Regions from separate parts of the Mus musculus genome. Here region 1 is linked to region 2. A link is a loop called in an ENCODE intact Hi-C map of the cell type or tissue named here. Cell type or tissue: left cerebral cortex. All regions are shown on one strand. Each heading gives the region's core, and the rest is flanking DNA. Links, peaks and the distances in the headings are about the cores only.

Region 1 (11,506 bases), core at 1,970-9,969, 55 kb before region 2:
AGATAATGTTGAGAACACTGCAGAAGATGGAGCTCTGGTTTGTGAAATTTCAGAGGGAAAATTAAAGACTCTCTTCAGGGCCATTGCTGTTTTGATTGTGAAGATTCTGTAGTTCTGGTTAGCTGGGGCTGAAGAATCAGCTGTGATTAACAAGATACCAGAACTACCAAAGCAAAAACTTTGCATTACTGGGACTATTGATGCTGGTTAGCTGGAGCTAAGAAATTAGTGGTGATTAAGAAGAGACCAGCATCATTGAGGTGACATCTTCTGGGAAGTGTTTTCTGAAAGCACAAAGAGGCTGTGTTCCAGAGATGGCCAAGGTTGTACTCCTGCTGCAGCAGGACTTGGTAATATGTAAGGGTCACCCAGGTGGTACTGGTTTTGAAGGCATGAAGGGGTCACGCAAAGCAGCTGAGGCTTGGCACTGTGAGAGGCCATGGAAGGCCATTGGTGAAGGTGCAGCCTCAGTTGCAATTGAAGGCCCAGGACTGAAGGGGTCATGCAGTGTTTTGGAGATGCCAGTACCATGAGATGACCACCAAGAGCAGCAGCAGCAGTGGAGTACAGGCATCTGGAGCCTAGAGGATGACGTGTGTGCTACAAAGGGCCTGGCTGGAGAAGTGACCCAAGCCCTTGGAGGAGCCCAGAAGATCGTGAGTTGGATCCCAGACATTGGACGGTTAGAGATTGACTTTTGCTTTTGATTGTGACTGTGCCCTGATATTTTCCCTCTTGAAGGAAGAAACTGTTTTAGTGGAGCCCACAGTTAAGAGACTTTAATTTTAAAATGACTTTGGATTTTAAAAGAGATGGACATTTTAAAGAGTTTGAAATTTTAAGAATATGTAAAGACTGTGGGACTTTTAAAGTTATTTAGATATTGGGGATGAATAAGATTGTAAGGATTGAGGCTTACTAGTGATGTGTTTGTGTGTCAAGTTGACAAGGGGTCAATTGTACTGGCTAGTTTTGTGTCAACTTGACACAGCTGGAGTTACCACAGAGAAAGGAGCTTCAGTTGAGGAAATGCCTCCATGAGATCCAACTGTAAGGCATTTTCTCAATTAGTGACCAAGGGGGAAAGGCCCCTTGTGGGTGGGACCATCCCTGGGCTGGTAGTCTTGGGTTCTATAAGAGAGCAAGCTGAGCAAGCCAGATGAGGCAAGCCAGTAAAGTACATCCCTCCATGGCCTCTGCATCAGCTCCTGCTTTCTGACCTGCTTGAGTTCCAGTCCTGCATCCTTTGGTGACCAACAGCAGTATGGAAATGTAAGCCGAATAAACCCCTTCCTCCCCAACTTGCTTCTTGGTCATGATGTTTGTGCAGGAATAGAAACCCTGACTAAGACAAATGTGAAATAGGTATTTTCTGTCTTTTAAACTGAGTAGGCATGTCAGGTTTCCCACACTGACATCTAAAGGGGACTATGAAGATCCAAACATATGAGGCCAAGATGAGGGATAATGGGATCAGAAGCAAGATGAAGCCCAGGATGAAACTTGAAACCTTTGCTAAACTGTTGGGGAAAATTGATGGTGTGGGAGACAAATGACAATTTCACATGGTGAGACCATAGGACTTGGGATTTGGGTCCTGGCTCTACGTACTAAGTTTCAACTTTGGAGCTCCAATTCTCTGTAAAGGAGACAAAGTGTGGTTCTGACCTGAATGGGTTGTGGTGACAAACAGATCATGCGCAGTGAAGCATTCTTTATGGCGACTCTTGATAAATGTCCATTTCCTTTTTCAGAGCCCAGAAAAGATGGAAAGTCCTGGTGGTAGCATTCTGTAGCAGGCATTTAGGAACCATCAAGGGGTCGGAGAGTGAGAGTCTGGTCAGGAACATCCTCTGTTGCTAGGCTGCCATTCTCTCATTGAGGACTGAGTCCACCTTAAAGTGAAGATCCACCTATGCCCACCCTTCACCTCTTCTGTGAAAGACAGAGCTGTGGAGGACTTCCCCCTGCTGACTAAGAGCAGTTCCATTCTCAAGTCCACATCTCTCATCTTTTTGAGAAATGTTAGAAGACAAAACTCTTCTCAGGCTCTCAAAATTAGAGTCCTGATGGTTATCATTGTATGTTAATTCGTTTTGCTGTACCACTGTAGGAAGGGTCAGGAGGGTAGGATGAGGCGACAGAGTTTCTAAAGCAACAAAGTGGGGGGGGGGTTGTTTTTTTGTTTAATTTGTAAAGTTCCAGGAAACCTTTATTCAAAAGCAACTTGATGAGTATACAGACCAGAAATAAATACACTGTCACTCAAGAGAGAGGGCCACACTTGAGGGTAGTCAAGGTCACAAAGTGTTTTTTTCTTGAAAATGTGGGTTCTGTACAGAATTAGAGGCAGAGGACAGAGGGATAAACTGGGTGCTGTGGTCTTTTATTCTTTCTTTCTATGTGTATGTGTGTGTTTTTAAACTTGTTTGTTTTACATTGCCCCTTCTAGTACCTACTTGTCTTGAAATAATGGCATTCGGAAACAACAGGCATTCCTTTCGACTTGTTTAAGATGTGTGTGTGTGTGTGTGTGTGTGTGTGTGTGTGTGTGTGTGTGTGTGTATTTTCTTTGACATAAGACTTCTGCCCTTTGCAGTTTTTTCACAGTAACCCTGGTGTTTATTGGGAGTAGTTAGTTGGACAACCATTAAAGTACTTAGTGGAACTTCTACTAAGTACCTAGAGCCTGGCCAGGCTAATTTGGATAGATTACTTCCAGGGCATAGTGGTAAGTATTTGACTTTGAGTTCCCCATTTGTGGGTTTTTACAAAGAATTTTATCATGGATTTTGCAAATTCTAGCAAGGAGGACAGTAATATTCCCTCTTTTCTCTTTAGAAGGAAGGCCATGCACAGTCGAGGCTGGAGAAATCACAGCTCTGTAACTGAGTTCATCCTCTTGGGCTTCTCCAGAAACCCCAGGACCAATTGGATCCTTTTTTTTCTCTTCCTCTTCCTCTACTTATTTACAGTCCTGGGTAATGGACTCATTGTTACCCTGATTAGAATAGATGCTCGTCTCCACACACCCATGTATTTCTTTCTCAGCATCCTCTCCCTCCTGGATCTGAGTTATGCCACCACGACCGTGCCCCAGATGTTGGCTCATCTAGTAAGCAAGACTAAGACTATCTCTTACACTGGGTGTGTGATTCAGATGTATATTTTCTTGACACTAGGCATCACTGAGACCTGGATTTTTGCAGCTATGGCCTATGACAGATATGTTGCTATATGTTATCCACTCCACTATGGAGTCAAGATGAGCCAAACCCTATGCATAGCCCTGGTGGTCAGCTCTGCCCTTTGTGGCCTCATCTGTGCCCTTGTCTACACAGTCTTTGCAATGAATCTTCCTTACTGTGGCCCCAATGAGATCAACCACTTCTTTTGTGAAATCCCTGCTGTCTTGAAGTTGGCCTGTGCAGACACATCCCTCAATGACCAAGTAGACTTCATCCTGGGCTTCATCTTGCTTCTGATCCCATTATCCCTCATTTTGGCCTCATATGTTCGGATCTTCATAGCCATTCTAAGGATCTGCTCTACCCAAGGACGGATGAAGGCCTTCTCCACCTGTGCTTCACACATCACTGTGGTCACCATGTTCTGTGTTCCATGCATGGTCATGTACATGAGACCTGGCTCTGAAGCCTCCCCAGAAGATGATAAGAAGCTGGCCTTGTTCTATAATGTCATTTCTGCCTTCCTTAACCCCATTATTTACAGTCTCCGGAACAAGGATGTGAAGAAGGCTTTCTTCAAGTTAATTGGAAGGGGTGAGGACACCCAGTAGGAAGAGTGAGGCTGTCTGCAATACTTCGGGCCTCTTGGGTGTGCCACCCACAATTTCACTGAGGTTCTTGGATCGAATGAGAGAGGATTCTCAGGATGAGGGAGACACAAGAAAAGAATGTTCCACATGAATTTACTAATGGATACACCGGGAAAGGACTCAAAGAATTGTGCCCAAGAATTAGCCGTGTCACTCAATTTCTATGGTTTTGGAAAGGTCACATTGGTTTGCAGCATTCACCTCACTTTTGGGGGGGGGTTAATTTCCAGCTGTCAAATGTGTTCTGTAGTATTCATTATGCCCAAATGATAATAACTAAGGTGGCCTTTGTATAACAGTCACTCAATAATTTAAGTGGCCTTCTTTTTTCTTCTTTTTTTTTTGTGGTGGTTTTCATTTTCATTTTTCTTTCCTTTTTTTCCTCCTCCTCCTCCTCTTCACCTTGAGGTGTGTGTGTGTCACTATATTGCCTTGACTGGTTTTGAACTTAAATAATCAGCTTAAATATTCAGTCTCCTGGATATCTGAAAATACAGGTATATCCCCTCTCTCTGATGCCTGACTGATATGTATTTATTTTTTTTAATTCACATATTAACTGTAGAGGTGTGCAATATCTCCTTCATAAAAATAAAGACACCGAAACACAAAAATATCAATTTTCTAAATGTCATCAAGCTGAAAGTAACATGGCAGAGGTTGAAGCCCAGGGCTTAGTTCCAAGGCCCAGGCTCTGATATATTATATCACATTACTCTGAAACATCCCAGAGAGAATTCTGAGGCTTAGCTGAGACAATGAAAAGCTACAACTGAGGAAGGCTAAAAAGAACCCTAGCTGGTGGTGGCAGCACACACCTTTGGTCCCAGCACTCGGGAGGCAGAGGAAGGTAGAGCTCCATGAATTTGAGGGCAAGCCTGGTCTACAGAGAGTTCAGGGGCAGCCAGAGTTATATGGTGAGACCCTGTGTCAAAAAAGAAAAAGGTTTTTATTCTAAGGTCATAAGTGCAGGGCCAGATCCCTGGAGTCTGGAGCTCTGTTGAGAAGTCAGCCCTTCCAGCCCTTACACTGTGACATTCTGTATCCTGAGTGAATAGACCATGTGTAGTCCAAAACAAAGTCTCAATACAGGTTTGGTGGGAGAGTTCCTTCCTAGCTGAGTTGGTCAGCTCTGCTCTCAGATCTTCGCTGTCATGGGCTCCTCTCCTATTGCGGTTGAGTCTGTTCCAGTTGTGGCTTCCACTTTCAACAGCTGATTTTCCCTTGGTATCCTCGGATGCCAGAGAGACATGAGACAGTGGGAAGTACCCTGGGCTTTGATCTTGGCTTAATTTGTTGAGATCTTAAGAAAAAAACAATCACACTCTCCAGAATCCAGTCCTCTTTGAACTCAAATGGAGGTGATAACCATGTTCTATTGTCCGTACTATAAATTGTTTTAAACCTCAAATGAGAGTGGGGCTTAAAATTTAGATAGCGAGAGCCATTCAACTACTAACAGAAGCATGTGTTTCTAAACCTCAGATGTGAAGGTCAAATTCATTCATTCAGGCATTATGGGAACAATCATGGTAGCAACTGACTGCACATACAGAGTCATACTTTCAGCAGAGAAAGAGTTGGGGGTTGGGGAGGGACATACCCACAACATCAGTTGCCACATCAGGAAATAAACCATTTCTGGTGTTTCAAACCAAGTCAAATTTCTATCAAGGGCTGGACAGATGACTCAGTGGTTTAGAACACTGGCTGTTCTTGCAGAGGACCGAGGTTCAATTCTCAGTACTCACATGGTGACTCATGACCATTTGTAACTCAATTTCAAGGGATCTGATGCCCTCTTCTGGCCTCTGAGAGAACCAGGCAGGCATCTATTGCATAAACATGCATAAAAGCAAAGCATCCATACAAAGAAAACGAAATAAAGAAATCCTTTCTTAGTTAAATATTTTTCTACCTTTCTAGTTTCAGGAAAATTATTAAATTGCTTAGCAAAAAGAAACACAAGGAAAATCTTTTAAATCAGCATTTGTCACATAAACACAAGATTAAATTTAAAAACATCCCAGGTATTTTTAACCAGTTTGGAAGTTTTATGGTTGTGTGTGTGTTGTTACTTTTCTGTCTTATTTAATATCATTTGTTTGTTTTGATATTTTTGGGAGAGAAAGAACATGAACTTGGGTGGGTAGGGAGTTGGAAAAGGATCAAAATATATTGTATACATTAAAAAAAAAACAATAAAAATGTTCAATAGAGAAAACTAAAAAATAAAGTTTTAACTATAGACTAAGAATGGCTGAAATGTTACAAAAAAATCCCCAAAGACCAATCAATGCTAAGAGTGTGCTTTGTTCATTACAACTCCCGCCAGCATAGAGAGCAATCATGTCTTCCAAAGTTGCTAATGTCCCCAAGCATTAAAGAACACTGGCTCTCAGGGTGATGTGAACTGTTGAAGGGAAGTCTCCAGGGTGGGTTTGCTGCCTGAAAGACTCAGCCTTGAAGGAGAAAAGCCCTGGGGAGGAGGAGCCTTGGCATCTAAAGATAGAAGTAGAGTTGCCAGCAATGCATGCTCATTGTGTTTCTTGGGGACTTGTTAAGAAAAATGCTCTGGGGTCATTAGAAGGGCAAGCGGGACATCTTTGGAGATGAAATGGGCCTTTTTTCTTAGAGTTCTCAAGGCACTGAAAATCCACAGCAGGCCCACCCAATTTCCTCACCTTCTAGCATGACGCCTCTGCTCTGATACTACCAACTTCTCAAATATCTTCATAGGCTGGTCCAGGTCCCCACCGTCTCTTTCCTACTGTCTTCTCACCTAATCATAAAACAGCCTGTGTATTTCTTCAAGAATTTTTCTAGTTATTTTCAGACTATGAAAATTTAAGAATTCTTAATACTATGGACAAAGCTTTCAACTCTGGCCCCAGAAGCAAAAAGGTCATCAAACTGTCAGAAATTAAGACGATTATAAATTGACATCTGTTTAAAATGTTGATCAAAAAGTGACTCTCAAGAACATGTAAAATAATTGTATATAACAATACAATAAGTATTATCAGGAAAACTGTCCAACTCATATAATGGACATGTGAGGGTCATTATATCACAGCAATTGTGGTTTTTTTCTCAGATAACTGTAGATCCCATTCCTCCAAAGATGTGTCTCTTTGTAGCAGACAGAGACCATTACAGAAAACCACAACTGGTTAAAACGCACAAAGAGACTGGTTGTGGTGTGTCCAGTTCCAGTTAATGTATCTACAACACAAACTAAGGCTTGGGACCATCATGGAAGAAGGCTCAGAATGATTGCAAGAACCAGAGGGCTAGGAAATTGCTGTATTATTGTGTCTCAGGAATTGACGGCGAAGCTTCACCAATGTAATATGGCTCCCCATATCCCTATTTTTCTTGAGGGAGAGTAGAATCTCTCACTGAACTTGATGCTCACCAGCTGGCTCAGTGGCAGAAACTTAATCCGAGCTATCTCCCAGACCCTATTTCCATGTTTTATATGCCGTCTATGGTTTGAAGTCCTCCAGGTCCTACCACAATCTTCTTAAGCCCTAAGAACAACTTTCATCACCTTATCCTGGCACTCAAGGTCCCCACACCCCAAACTCCTGACTTTCCCAATCCAAGGTTCTTCGCAACCCATGGTGGCGTCATCTCCCTATGCTACCTCACAATCCAGTGTGGACAGATTTATGAGCACCCACTGGAATAAATAAATTAGACCATCAGATCCAACCTAAATTATAGGTATATTTGCTACAACTGTTTCATATATGTTTATATTTAGCCCTATAAACTGTCCTGTCTTACAATTGCTTCAGTTTGCTATTGTGAAAAGTGAGGTACAGAGGGTTGCCCTTTTGTCAACTATTGCACTCTTATTAAGTGGTAGGACCAGTATTTGATTTTAAGTCTTCCTCGGTTTTGCTCTCATGGAGAGTATTTATCATTACCTCATCTTGGCTTAAGATCTATGAAGGATGCCACTGTTGCTTGAATCATATTCCCTTCCCTCCAGAAAGTCAAAGTATTTCAGGGCTACAAAATTTCAGCACACAACATAGTCCAGATCCCAGCAGAGCACAGTAGAGAGAACGAGAAGCTTGAGGGGCTGAGCAGAGATCTATAGCTTGACCCTACACCCCCTGAGGAACATGTTCTTTTTCTCAAGATCTATGGAAAGCTTCCCTGACATGTCTGTTTAGCATTCACCCTTACAAGTCTTCACTGTGTATGTGTGCGTGTTCACATGTATACACAGGCGCATGTTTGCATGTATATGCAGGTGCATGTTCACATGTATATGTAGATGCATGTGCACATGTATATGAAGCTACATGTTAACATGCATATGCAGGTATATGTATGCATACATAAAGAGGCCTGATGGTAACCTTAGGTCATTACCAAGGTCTATATTATTTGCAGGTAGAGTCTCTCATCAGCCTGGAGCTCACCAATTAGGCTAGGCTAGCGGGTGAGCACACCCTAAAGATCCTGCAATCTCTGCTTCCACGTCTTTGTGATCACAAGTACACATCACCATGTCTGACTTTTACATGGATAGGCTCTGGGCACTGAACTCAGGTCCTTATGCTTGGGCAACAAGTTACTACCAGCCAAGCCACGTCCCCAGACCCCACCCTGGCATTTATTTCTTAACCCATGCATTTACTCTACTTGATCTTCACATATTCATCTCCACTGACAGAAAAGAGGAAAAAGGAAAGGACTTGAGAACAGGGAGGAAACTTGGGGTTGAGAGGATCAAGAGCATTGGTTATGGAGGTCTTCTGTACCAAATGGAAGAGTTGAACTGTGTGCTCAGGGTCTGAAAGGGCTGCAGTGGGACCCAGAGGACCTGAAGGCACAGAAGACTCATTAAGAAACTTCAGCTTCATCCTCCCTGAGGACAGGGAGCAGAATGTTAAAGGAAAACCTCACCCACTCCTAGCTCAACCTTCACACAGAGCCTAGGTCAGGTAAGGAAGGAAGCCGCAGAGGTTGCCTGAGACATACAGTCCTCACAGTCCTACAAGATGCACTCCATCTGTCTCCATCACCTCCATCCTATCTCCCATTCCTGTCCCTAACCCTCATCTGTTTGCCCCACAGTTGCCTGCTTCCAAGTCCCTTCCACTCACCTCAAGCATTTCATCCCTGGTTTCTGCTCTTCTCAATGCTCTCTGGATCTCTGTCCTCCTCTGGTCCCTGATGTCTCAGCATGGCTCTCTCTTCTTCTTTTCATCTCTGTATTTGTTATTATGTTATTCAGTTGAGACAGAGAAAACTCGAGGGAGAGGGGCTGCTTCTGTGGAGATGAAGCAGTGGGCTCTCTTCTTCGGTCCCAGGTTTGGATCCTTAGATGGAGGTACAGGACAAGAGGACTGGTACTGAGGGTGAGCATGGAGATGGCAAGTTACAGTAATGGCTCAGAAATCCTATTTGAGGCTTTATGAGAGTCAGACAGCTTGAGGCAGACATTGGGACTAGGAGGGAGTGTGCAATGTCATTGAAGAGGAACAATAGCAGAGTAGAGCCTGGCACCCTACCATTCTCTCTGGAATGCCTCCAGCCCAGGCAATCATAATTGGACTGACCCCCCCCCCATTTACCTATTCCTGGTTCTTTTGATTGCCCATCTGTACCCCCCTCACTTTCTCCACTCTGTCTCACATTCTGGTCAGTTTTTTAGCAGGGACTGTCAATGAGATGTTTATTAGGACTTTCTGCAGCTCAGGCACCAGGTTTAGGGGAAACCTAAATGTGGCAAAGTCCTTCTCTTCCCTCTCGGTTCTATAGATGAAATGTTCCTCTTTGTTTCAATTTTTCTCTACTCAACATGGCCTCCTGATCCTTCTTCATAGCCTGTTTTGATTTGTCCACAGGCCCGTTAAGGTACCATCCAGAAATGAGCATGCTGTTCAACACATGGCCTGGCTACTGCAGACACAGACCACCAGCCCAGATCTACCAGGATCCTTTCTCAATGATGTAACCCCATGCTGACCTTAAGGACTCTCTCTGTACTCACCTGGTGTAAGTCCTCAGCTCTTTCCCAATAACTTGCTGTCTCATCTGAGCTTCCTATAGTTTGATCATTCTTTCCATTGAGTCAGGGATTCACTATGTAGCTCAACCTGCTCTTGACCTCTCTGTGAGCCCTGCCTGGCCTTGAACCCAAGGTCCTCTTATCTCAGCCTCCTGAATGTTAGGACCACAGATGTGGACTGCTGCCATGACTAGGTACAGTTGGATGTTTTAGTCAGGTGTGAGGAGAGAGTCTAAATTTGTGTTGTAGCATCTGTGTTGTAGGTACCATCCAATTGTTTAATCCAGCTGAGGCTGGGCATCTGATTTTCAACCCCAGATCTTCTTCACTATGTACGAAAGCTTCCATGAAGAAGAGTCCTTGAGGCTGGTCTGTTGGAATGTGGACTTGAACTTTCTGATGGGCACAATTGCAGGCATCTATGTCCACTTCATCCTCACCTCTGTCCCTTCATCCCTGCCCTACTGGACCTGGCACATTAATGGAGCTTGTTCTTAGTTCTTGATGTGTCACTTCACTCCTTCTGTTGTCTATTCCTCTGATGTATACATGCTCTGACCAATTTCTACCTTAGTTAAAACTCCTCCAACCCCATGTTCTGGTCCTGACATCTCATCTTACTCATTTACAGCCCAGTTCACCCCACAGAACCCAGTGCAGTCTGGCATCTGCCCCAAAGCGTAGAAAGCAGCTACTAGTCTGTCTTAAGTAGAAGTCAGCTTATCGAGTCAAGCAGAAAGGTTCTTGCTTGGGGGTGAGTAAGAGCAGGATGAAGCAGAACTGTTGAGTGACTCTACCTAACAGAAAGTGTCAAAAGCGTCCAGAGGATAGACAAACACAGATACAAGTAAAATTTACTAAGAACTTCCTCTGCTTTTGAAGTTGTATATTCTCCCCACATCTCCAACTCTCTCAGATGTTCATAGAAAGGGTGCTGGACATATATGCCTTCAGAAAGGAGGAGAAGTGTCTCATTCTCTTCTTCCCTTTCTGTAGCCTGCACCAGGGAGATGAAACAGTGAAGTGTGTAAGGGCAGGTCTCAACAGAGGGGGAAGCAGGGGACATTTGTGTGTGTGTAGAATAATGAAGGGAAAAGATGTTCTGGAGGCTCTGGCCTAAGACACAAAACATCCAGAACTTAGACCTCAGTCTTGGAACTGACATCGATCCCAAGAAAGATTAAGGTCTTGGGATGGGCAAAGTGACTAACTGTGCGTTCTAAGATGTGCCACTAGGTCCATTTCTGTTTGCAGTGGAAGAATGCAAGGCTCCTCCTATGAGAATCACAGCTCCGTGTCTGAGTTCATCCTTCTGGGTTTCTCCAGTAATTTCCAACTTAATATAATCCTCTTCAATGTCTTCTTCTTCCTCTACCTCTCTACGCTTGTGGGCAATGGGCTCATTGTCACCTTGATCCACCTGGACTCCCGTCTCCATACACCCATGTACTTCTTCCTCAGTGTCCTTTCCATGCTGGATATGAGCTATGTCACCACCACAGTGCCTCAGATGTTAGTGCATCTCCTCTGCCAGAAGAAAACTATCTCCTATTCTGGGTGTGTGGCCCAGATGTACATCTTTCTGGTGTTAGGCATCACTGAGGGCTGGTTGTTCTCTGTCATGGCCTATGATA
Region 2 (11,506 bases), core at 1,732-9,731:
TTTTGAAATCATCCAGAAAGCCATAGCAAACCAGAAAAATCATAGAATCTAGTAGACTAGGACACTCACTTCAGCACTAAAACTTATTGACATTATACTAGTTGAGGACATAATCTTTCACTGTGGAAAACATAATATTTTCCAAAAATATGGATTACTAACATGGAAATCTATATGAAAAGAATATAATCTAGCCATTACCATATACTGTCCACAAAAATAATTCAGAATGGATCAAAACCTAACAGGAATTGGATTCAAGATGACAGTAGCTGCTGGAACCTTCATGATCACACAGCAGCTCTGGTGAGCATGAGAGATACACACAGGGGCTTTAAGCAGGGACATGATGATGGTGGAGGAGTTTGCAGAGCCTGAAGTATCTGTAGAACAACATTTTTAGAGAGGCAGATCTAATGGAAAGAAGTTTTTAGACAGAGGTGTCATGAAATTGGAAGGAGAATGGTGAAATGATGGATAAGGTAGCAAAGCTTATGGGAGCACTAGGAGAGTGTGGCTATAGGAAACATGTCATTGCTGAATAGGGCTGGTCCTTTGCCTACCATGAGCAGGACCAGCTGGACAGCCTACAACATGGAGCCTTCACACTGAAGCCCATCCTGCTTATCCTGCTGGGAGAAGGACAGTGTTGGACAAGATGGAGAATGGTTTACCCTCTGGATTGTGTAGCCCCGACAAACCTCCACAGTCTGTACTGCAACCAGAGACCATGTTTGTGTCCATGGTTTGTGATACAGCCAGGGGACATAGTGATGTCAGTAGTTCATGTTGCTGCCCCATTCCATGTTGATGTCTGTGGCCCATCTGGATGCCAGTGGTCTGTGCTGCAGCTGAGTGTCGTGTTGGTGCCCGTGTTCCATGCTGTCACCAGAACTATGTGGAAGTCAATGATCCAGTCTACTGTTGGTTGTGATGGGTAAGGAAGCTTCCTTTGTAGTGGTATCAGTGACAATTGTAGACTCATAGTTGAGTATAAGAGACACTGAAGGCTTCTCTGACAATCTCCCAACACACACTAGTAAAAAGAAATAATGCAGACAGGAATCCATTGAAGAAAGCTCACAAAAAAGTGATGGGGTGCTGACATGTAAGTCTTCACAGTAGATGACTTCTGGCATGGGCTTGGGCTGAGGAAGGACTCAGTTATCTTTTAGGGATTAGACGCTGAGAGTTTAACACTCTAGTCAGGACATGGGCAACACTAATTAGATTGGTGTGGTTTTCCTTTGTTTTCTTTTCTTTTTCTTTTATTGGTGGGGGAGGGTACAAGGGTCTGGGAGTACACATGGGAGGGCTAGGAAGTGAGTGTGATTGGGTGCATTGTGAAAATTTTTCAAATAAATAATAAATAAAAATAGTAAGACAAAAAAATTAAAATACAAGCCTAAAAGAAACTTTAAAAACAAAACACAGGAGTAAATCTTCATAACATGGGATCACGAAAACAATCTTGTAGATCTAATGAAAAAATAACAAGAGATTCAAGTGCTTGGCCAGGAGCAGTGTAGTATGCCTTTAATGTCTTTAAGTAGGCTGGAGGATCTCTATTAATTTGAAGCTAGCTGGGTCTACACAGTGAGTTCTAGGCAAGGCACGGTTACATAGAGTGTATCTGTCTCAAAAAAGTAGTGTATGAACTGGATTTTATCAATTTGAAAACGTTTATAATCACAAGACATCATCCAAGAATCAAAAATTCCCCCCAGCTGTAGTGCCCAATCCCTTAATCCTAACACTGGGGAGGTAGAGGCAGAAAGATTAAAAAACTCAAAGATATCTTAAGGAATATGGAATGTTCCCAACTAGCCTAGGATATTGGAGACTTCTCAAAAGATAAATATATATGTAAACAATAGTACTGAGCATAAACTATGAATGAAGGGTACCCTATCTCCGCAATATGTGGCAACAGAATAAAATCAGGGGTTGAGGCCACATTAGGGAAAGAATGGTTCAGGCACCGAACCACAGAGGAATGTGGTGTTTGGTGAGAGAAGAGCTACTTTGCATATGACAGACAGTTCATACTCACCACCATTGTAGGGTTGGAAGGGAATCAGCAGAGGGTAGCCAAAGGTGAGACACACCCTTGGATGCTGCATGCAACTTAGAGCAGACATTGGGAGGTTCTGATGAGAACCCAGCTCCTTCTCTTTCAGCAGCACATCATTTCACAGGAGAGGTCACCATAGCCACCCATAGACCACACTGAACATATATGTGATATTTGCTCTCTGAGCTGTATTGATTCTGTGCCACAAATTATCAGCTTAATTTTGTCATGACAGCACATGCTGAGGTACTTAGTATACACTGCCTCAGTCTACAAGTTGTCTCTAGTATCCTGCTATCCACAGCAGGCATGTTTTGTGTTGGTTTATAGATATGCTGTTGTTTCCTGTGAACTATTCCAGGTTACGTGATGCATATTACTTGCTGCCTTGTCCGTAAGGGAACCAACGCATCAGACTATAGCTATGTAGATTTCTTCTCAACAGACAAAAAACTTCTCACCTCCTGCTGTCAGCCTGGACAGTACTACTTGATTTGGCCACAAGAATGGGTGGAAATAGAAGCAGACCACTGTAGAAAAGCTGGGTCATTTTTATTATTTCCACTCTTTCTTACCTTTCGTAATAGCATGGGATGATGGTTTGAATGTGCTTAGCCCATGGAGTGGTTCTATTTGGAGGTGTGGCCTTGTTGGAGTAGGTGTGTCACTATGGGTGTGGGCTTTAAGACCCTCATGCTGACTGCCTGAAAGCCAGTATTCTAGCAGCCTTCTGATGAAGATGTTGAACTCTCAGATCCTTCCTGCCTTTCAGGAAACTGCCCTTCTTCCTGCCCCCTGATGATAATGAACCTGAGAGCCAGCCCCAATTAAATGCTGTCCTTATAAAAGTTGCCTTGGTCCAGATAACATGTTGGATATAACATTCCTCCTTAAGAATGAACATGAGAACAGAGAAGGTCACACCCCAGAGCTAAAAACATGAGCAACAAGTGAACCATTGCCATTACCATCCAGTAACATTACTGAGGTGTTTAGGATTATACCTTAGTGACACCTGTCAATCAGGACAACAATGTTGGTTTCATGATGTTTTGTTCCAATTACTAAATACTACATTGGTTCAAATGCATATATTGATTTCACAAAAGAAAGAAACTGTACTTTTCATAAATAGTGAATACTCAGACTCAAGCTTCCCAGTATTCTGGTTTACCAGGCCAGCCTACCATGTCCCATCACCTTGAGAAATGCCCTCTTGATATCTTTGTTTCTCAAGCTGTAGACCACAGGGTTGAGCAAGGCTGTGAAGACATTGTAAAAGAGTGAGATCTGCTTGTCTCGCTCAGGGGAGTAGCTGGAGTTTGGCCTCATGTAGATGTAACTGGCTGGAGCATAGAAGAATGTGACCACAGTCAGGTGGGAGGCACAGGTAGAGAAAGCCTTGCAACGGCCCTGGTTGGACTTGATCTTGAGAATCGCCATGGCAATACCAATGTAGGAGGCCACAATGAGGGAGATTGGAATAACAACCACAAAAACACTCAATACAAAGTCCACCATCTCAATGACATGAGTATCCATGCAAGCCAGGCTACGCACTGAAGGACCTTCACAGAAGTAGTGGTTGATCCTGTTGGGTCCACAATATGGCAGACTCATGGTGAAGAAAGTATGTAACAAAGAAGAAAATAAACCACATATCCAAGACCCTCCTGCCAACCGTATGCACAAGCCCCAGTTGAGGATGACAGTATAGCGCAGTGGATAGCAAATGGCCACATACTGGTCATAAGCCATGACAACAAAGAAGGTGCACTCAGTCATACCCAGGGCACCAAACACATACATCTGCAGCCAGCAGCCAGCAAAGGAGATGGTCTGAGAGTGAGCAAGAAGATGCACCAACATCTGGGGCATGGTGGTGGTGACATAGCCCATATCCAACAGGGAGATGGTACAGAGGAAGAAGTACATGGGAGTGTGCAGCTGTGTGTCCAGGCAGACCAGCATGATGATGAGCCCATTGCCCAGGACTGAGCTCAGGTACATGAGAAGGAAGACAATGAAGAGGATGCTGTTGGTCGTGGGGTCACTGGAGAAGCCAATCAAGATGAACTCAGAAACCCAACTTTGGTTCTGCCCTGGAATCATCCACATGGTGGAGGCTGTAAGAGAATCCATTATTCCATGTGTTACCTGACACATGACATCGATAGAGGCAGAAAGGGAAGATACAGACTGAGGAGATGGCTCAAAGGTGAAGCACTGTGTGGTTTCTAAGGGGACCAGACAGCTCAAAGCTGTGTCTAACTCTAGTTCCATAGGATTTGACTCTTTCTCTCACCTCCACAGGCCAGACTCACACATGTTAAGCAAGCATCATATAGACAAAGACCTAAAGACATAAAATAAAATAGAACACTCTTTAGTTTAAATAAAACAAGTCTGGGATGTGGGTCCTGAGCTCAGTGGTCAGATCCTGTGTATTCTTCTTAAGTCATGAACCTCCCAAAGCCTCAGTCTCTTCATCTACTTAATGAGACTGTTGATAGTCATGGCCTGGGATTGTGATGAATAGCTAAAGCTTCTCACATAACTCCTGGAAACATGTCATATGCTGTCTCACACTTTCAATCCGTCTCTGAGAAGGCAGAGACAGGAAGTCCCCACAGCAAGAGGGATAAGCTACCCTCGCTGAAATGATGAGAACTAGAGTCAACTGAGAGACCCTGCCTCAATGAATAAGACGAATAGCATAGCAACTGAGGAAAGTTTGCTTATTAGTCTCTGATCTCTCTCTTAGTCTCTCTCTCTCTCTCTCTTAGTCTCTCTCTCTCTCTCTCTTCCTCTCTCTCTCTCTCTCTCTCTCTCTCTCTCTCTCTCTCTCTCACACACACACACACACACACACACACACACACACACACAAACACACACATACACACTAAGAGAAAGACAGAGAAACAGACTGACAGAGGCATGGCTGCCACTGACATGCAAAAATTAGTAAACAAATAGATGAAAAGACAGAACAAATGAAACCCAGGCCTATGCACATAAGGTCAAATGAATACGGATAGAAGCACATGTGTGCACTGGGGACACTGTGAAGCCCATGTGTGCACTGCACTGGGGACACTGTGTTTCTGCCAGGAAAATCCCCACCTCCCTCTGCACAAAATATATCCATTGCACTGTGGATTTAAGGGGTAAATCTAAAGCAATCAAATTTATTTTTAGAATCAAACCTAATAAATATCATCAAAACTTTGTCATTTTTGAATAAGCAAAGATTTTCTTAAAGGAACACAAAAAGTACTTTCCATGGAGTAAAAAATAGTGGTAAGCTGGAAAAGTCAAAACCAGTACTCAATGAATTTCTACAAAGACTTAGAAAAGCACAAACAGAACATCAGACACTCCAGGAGAACAGAGAACACTACTGAAGGCCTTTCACGGAGGCAGCTGTCTATTGGGCACTGATGAGGGTAAGAGGTTCTCAGCACCATCACTCATCTGGACATTGCAGAGGACACCACAGAGCCACGCCCACCTCTGCTTCTCAGGCTCACATCCCCACACACCTACCAGCCTGGCTGCAGTAACACGTGTCTAGTATTAACAGGGGTAACTAGATCCAACAGGGGAGAAAATTAAAGTGATCCCTTTAGTGGTGCTTGGCTGTGCTCCCTAAGGTTGAACACACTCAATGCATTGTCCAACAATACAAATATTAAGTATAATTCTGAAACAATATGTAAGCACATAGACACATACAAACATATGATCAAGGAAAGGCATGTAAAGGAAATTTTCAAACACTATTCTTAATAGTCTTAAGTAGGGCTCCACTCATATGCTGATGAGCAAGACAGTGCTTAGGGCAGGAGATGTTTTGATGGGAGTAGAAACATGAAAGAGACTTGAAGCCATCCCCAGTCTTCACTTTCCCTGTCCCCGTCCCCTCTCCTGACCAGTCCCTGCTCATCATACACACAGTTGTCCTTTCTTTCACCCAGGTCAGGAGACCATCCATCCTCTCTTCTGTTATTCCTGTATCCATCTCCATGTGACCCTTACTTCTAAATTTTCCCTCTTCAATACAGTCTTTTTTTTTTAATTAAAATAATTTGTCAGGGGCTGGAGAGATGGCTCAGCAGTTAGGAGCAGTGACTGCTCTTCCAGAGGTACTGAATTCAACACCCAGAAACCATATGGTAGTTCACAGCCATCAATAATGGGGTCTGATGCTGTCTTCTGGTGTGTCTAAAGACAGTGACAGTGTATTCATATTAAATAAAGAAGTCTAAAAAGTATCTTAAAACCTGTTTTTGTACACTGCACATTGAAAATATTCTTCTCCTCCTTCACATCTCTCAGATTCTCCCCACCCAACTTCATGTTCTTTCTCCTCCCAAATTATCTTTCAAGACAAAAGATATAAAAGAAAAAGAAACAACAAAATTTAAAAAACAAACAAACAACAACAACAACAACAAAACACCTAGAAGAAAGAAACAAACAAAACAGAACCATGGAGTCACTTTCCTGTTGGCCGACTGCTCCTGACCAAGTGGCTTACCTTGGGGTGTGACAGAGACGTACAGTGAGACTCTACTGGAGAAAACTGACCTCCTCGTTCCTAGTGGGTATCAGTTGCAAGTGAGTTCTTGTTTAGGGGCAGGACTTGGTGTTCACTTTCCTCTCTGGCTGGGTATTCATCTGGGTCAACACATTCTTCATGAGACTGCTACAGGGATTTTTCAAGAATTTTCAAGCTGGTCCTATGTGGCCCCAGCTGAAAGCCTTTTAACAATTCTGAAGCCCCATCATTTGAGGCAGGCACACTGCTCATGCCAACCTGCCTGCTCTGTGAAGACTAAGCCTCAGGATGCAGCTGTCTCCTCCACCTCCCCTGTCTCCATGTACAAATCTCCATGCAAGCACACTGTGTCCTGTACACCTCTGCCTCTCTCCCACCTTAGGGCACAGCTCTGCCAGGAATGCTTCCCTTCCACCCCTAACCCAGGTAGGATATATCCTGTATTTCCTGTTTATTCCCTGGTTACAGTCTGAAGAATCCTAGAGGAGTCTTTCTTTCTCTCCTAGTGACTGAATTCCCAGACATTAATAAAGAATTGTCTAGAGTAGGGTATGACTGAATGGATGCTTTTCTAGACTTTGCAATAATAAAAATAACTAATATTAATTTTTGAATAATTTCTACATTCCAGTCATTGTTCTCCTAAGTTTAGGCTAACATCACAACTCACTGAAAGAAGTGTTATTACCTGTGTGTTATAGATGGGAACATAGGACTGGAAAGGTCAGTTTGTTCCAGATTACAACATTGGCATGAGAGAAGTGGAAGTTGAGGTGGTCTGGCCTCAGAGCCTGGCTCTCAGTCACTGCCTGCTCTGCTCTGGCACACAAGTTCTCAAGGTGGTGCTGAAGAATGCAGACTTCAGTGTCCTAAAATTGAGCTCATTGAGATTGTGCACAGACCAGAGCTCCCAGGACAGAGCTTACTGGCTACCCACAGACCAGCTCTCCTGGACAGATTTCCCTCTTGTCTGACTGTGGGAGGCCCTGGAGTGTACTAAAGAAGAAGAATCCAAGGAAAGAGTATCTGAGGTGGCATTTGCAAGCATGGGAAGATCATTTAGTCATGCAGAGTCTATTATGTTTTCCCAGCTCAGTGGCCTCCGATTTAGCTTACAGTGTTCCACCAGGGCTGCTGGGCCAAATCTGTGAGCCCAATACTGCAAATGAAGACATCAGTATTGAGTGCAAGGTTATATGATGTTACACAGGTAGCTCCAATCCACAAATATAGCATCTGGAAGGCTTAAGATCAGTAGTCTACAGAAATCAGTACTATGCTACAGCAGACTTGCTTGCCTCACCCCAAAAAAGAAAATCATGATGGCCATGGCTACAAAGAGCATCAAGCTGTGTCTCTGTGGTGTGGGAAGACATCTTCAGAGTCACTGACCTTCACTGCTCCCTCATAGACAGGGCTTTCTGCTTGGCTTGAGCTCTTTCAGCTTAGGACTCCACATTCTTTCTTTATCAGCATGATTTGAAACAAACTCTCTATAAATATTCATTAAAATAATAAAGGTAGAAAGGAGGAAACAAGGTTGCGAAAGAGAAGATAGAAGAGTAGGAGAAGGCAGAAGAGGTCTGGGAGTTTGAGATGTACGCACAGAGGAGGAGGAGATGGATGGCATGCCTTCTAGTCACCTACAGCCCATCATGTGTCTGACCCCACTCACAAGCCAAACACCAGTGACCACCTTACCACTTGTAAATCCAGGGATGTGTCAATGAGTGGCTGTTTCTTGGTCTTACAAGAGCAAGGCTAAAGGGGAATTTCCCTAAAGGAACAGAGTGAAGAGGTACAGCATGCTAGGCAGCCCAGACTCCAGAAAAAAAATGCCAAGGTGCTATGGAGTTTAAGGGGCTGAGTCTCTTTCAAGGGTTCACCCTTTACAAAGGCTAGGCAACACTGGCTCTTGAAGATGGTGTCTATAAAATCCTGCTTAACAAAGGCAAGCTCAGACATTTTTACTTCTTCACAGTGGGACCAGCAGCTGAGTTTTTGTGACTTGGCCTTCTCCCTTAGCTTCCCCCAGGAGAGAACAGAAAGGCTCATTTCTGTTCCCAATTGGGATGGTTAGATGATTCCTGGGATAGTATAAACAAGAGCACTACAAGTGAGACCCTTGAGGTCTGAGCAGGAGGAGACAGCCCACGAGTGAAGGGGTGGTAAACTGTTCCCTATTATAGACTAACTTGGGAATAAGCACAGCTCAGATAACAGGAGATGGAATGTGGTCAGCTGATACACAGGTCAAGAACAAGTTCTCACTGTGATTCCTTTTGCTCTCCAAACTGTGTCCAGACAAGCAATGATGAGACCATATTTGAATCACACTCCTCTTCCTTCCTTAATTACCGTGGGGCAAACCAAAGACTTTCCTTCCTGCTGTATATGTGAGCAAGTAACCTAGCCACTCTAGTGCTTATAAAGTGAGAACAACCATGGTGGCTTAACGGTAGCTTTCAGAAAAAGACAGTTTCTTACTCAGGCAGAGGCCCTAGTTTGGTTCCCAGCATGCAAATAGCAGCTCACAACCATCTATATCATGAGTTATAGAGGATCTGGTAGCTTCTAGTGACTTCCCCAGGGTTCAGGCATGCTTGTGGAGTTGGAGGCAACATGCTCATACGCATAAGCAGAGACAAGAAAAAAGAGTCAACCATGAAACAGCAACATGGAAGTCAACATGACATTCTCATGACAGTGTACAGAGGAAACTCTCCCAGGGGCTCATGAATCTTGGATGGGAATAAAACTGGGGACCAAATATATCAAACTCTGGAGCATGCTCTCCTTAACACATTGTTGTTCTGCCTTGGTTTCCTCTTCTGTAGAATCCAGAAGTAACCGCTTCCCTTCCAGGCTTGCTAGACTAAAATGTGATGATGTGCTGCACCTGCCGCAAGTACTGGCCTATGGTCCGTGACCTTGAGTTTCTATCCCTGCCTTCTGTCTGAGTCTCCAATTCCCAACTATCCAGAAGGAGAACCCAGGACTATAAACATCTTCCTTGTTGGATCGATAAGGTTTTAGAATTCCTGTGAGCACAGGACTGTGTGGTGCATGAGTTTCATCTCAAGACTTGGGAGGCAGAAACAGCTGTGTTTTATAAGTTCAAAGCCAGCCTGCTCTACTGAGCAAGCCAAGCCAGTTCAGCTAAGGATACGGAGAGAAACCACGTTTTAAAAACAAACAAGGAAGCAAGCAAACAAACAAAAAAGAATTTCTGCGAGGTATTCCATAAACACAGTGACTATTAAAAGTTAATTATATAAATGACAGTAAAGTAAGTTGTATTGGAATAAAGACAGAATATCTGAGAATGGTGCTAAGCTCTGTAACACCTGAGTAAATAGAATGCTTGAGTCTGGATTTTGATTTATAACATCAAAAAAAAAAAAAAAAGGCAAAAAACTCCAAAACTCTTTACATCCTGATGATCAACTACATTTTCCTGTGGTCTGTGTTCTAGAAGTTGTCTGGTGTGGTGCACTTGCTGGTTGAAATACTGTGTAGTGATATGTGATCTCAACTGCTGTTCAGTGGCTTGTTGGTAACCATGAAGCTGGCTATGATCAGTGTATTTACACCTCAGTAATAACAATCAGCTCTAATCAGAAGCATCATGGCACAGCCCTGGCCCCTACAATGCTGTTGCTAAGCATTGTCCCACAGCTCTGACCCCAACTCTTCTCACTGGTGTTGGTGATCCCCATTAGCTCTGCACAGGCAGTGGAGTCCAGGCAGACTCTTCTCTCCCAGGATCAATAAGGAGACAGAGGTTCAGAGAGAAGCAGACAGAACTGAGTGTCACATGTAGGATGATGCAGCCACCCTGGCTCTGTTGGGTTTATTCATAAAGATTTTATTATAGATTCACTAGAAGAGGAGAGGAGAGGAGAGGAGAGGAGAGGAGAGGAGAGGAGAGGAGAGGAGAGGAGAGGAGAGGAGAGGAGAGAAGAGGAGAGGGGAGGGGAGGGGAGGGGAGGGGAGGAGAGGAAGAGGAGAGGGAGAGACAGAGAGAAAGAGAAAGACAGAGAGACAGAGAAAGAGAGAGACACAGAGAGAACATTTGACTAAGACATGGATTTCTACAACAAGGCAGAAAAGCCATCACATGTTAGGAATGATACTTGATAAAAGTGAAAAAGGTCCATCTCTCACAGAAAGTGTATTTCAGATACCGCAAAAGAGACAAAAGAGGAAAAAATGGGAAGAGGGACTATGTTATACCTTTCTGAGTGATAAAAGTATACATGCCAGTTTTATTTTCTTAGATGAAATTGTCATATCAGGGGCTTGCTGCTAAATACACTCAGTTTTCTAGCACTTTCTGAATTCTGGCTAGCTAAATCACCTCAGCTGTTTGGCTCAAATGCCTCTCCAAGGTTATTGATTCAAACGTGATTCTCAGATTCACACTGAATTGCTCTGCTTGGTCTCAAACTAAGTCTGCCAACCTGTTCTAATCTTCGGCTCCTTCTCATTCTCTGGCTCATTCTGTCTTCACCTGCAACCTGTCTCCGTAAAATTGTCCTAGGAAAACTGGCTCCTCTTTATCTCTGTCTCTCTGTCTCTGTGTCTCTGTCACTCTGTCTTTCTGTATCTCTCTCTCAATCTGTTTTTTGTAATGCAATTTCATCACTTTATTTAAATCTTCCAAATAGTCTTTATTCTACAGTTTTAGTATAAAAATATCCCCAAGTTATGTGCACCACAGTGTAGAGAGACATATAACGCTGAGCTTCCATAACAGTTGATGGTACAGACAAACACCACAGGTACAGAACAGAAGATAAAGGTGAAGTAAAATATCAGATAAAATAAAATAAAATCCAATCTTGGAAAACAAATAAAAATATAAG

The links. A loop is a pair of places that touch in the nucleus more often than their neighbours do. Peaks named below come from ENCODE experiments on the same cell type or tissue, not always from the same donor. Only the 100,000 strongest peaks of a DNase experiment are listed, where the experiment ranks them.
Region 1: it touches region 2 in a loop (2.0-fold over the local background); 4 of 42 quality-filtered maps call a loop at or near these places.

What each region holds. Positions count from the first base shown.
Region 1 is chr4:118,723,398-118,734,903 of GRCm38, forward strand. It overlaps Olfr1340 (olfactory receptor 1340), which reads left to right and starts at 2,852. Exons shown (of 1, transcript NM_146304.2): 1 at 2,852-3,799. The coding sequence starts at 2,852. The coding sequence ends at 3,799. It overlaps Olfr1339 (olfactory receptor 1339), which reads left to right and starts at 11,134. Exons shown (of 1, transcript NM_146852.2): 1 at 11,134-11,506. The coding sequence starts at 11,134. It also overlaps the pseudogene Gm21942. In left cerebral cortex, for the core only: a CTCF peak has its summit at 5,640 (motif pointing left); no DNase peak of the experiment used is centred there.
Region 2 is chr4:118,778,392-118,789,897 of GRCm38, forward strand. Olfr1337 (olfactory receptor 1337) reads right to left here and starts at 4,195. Exons shown (of 1, transcript NM_146309.3): 1 at 3,245-4,195. The coding sequence starts at 4,192. The coding sequence ends at 3,245. In left cerebral cortex, for the core only: no CTCF peak of the experiment used is centred there; no DNase peak of the experiment used is centred there.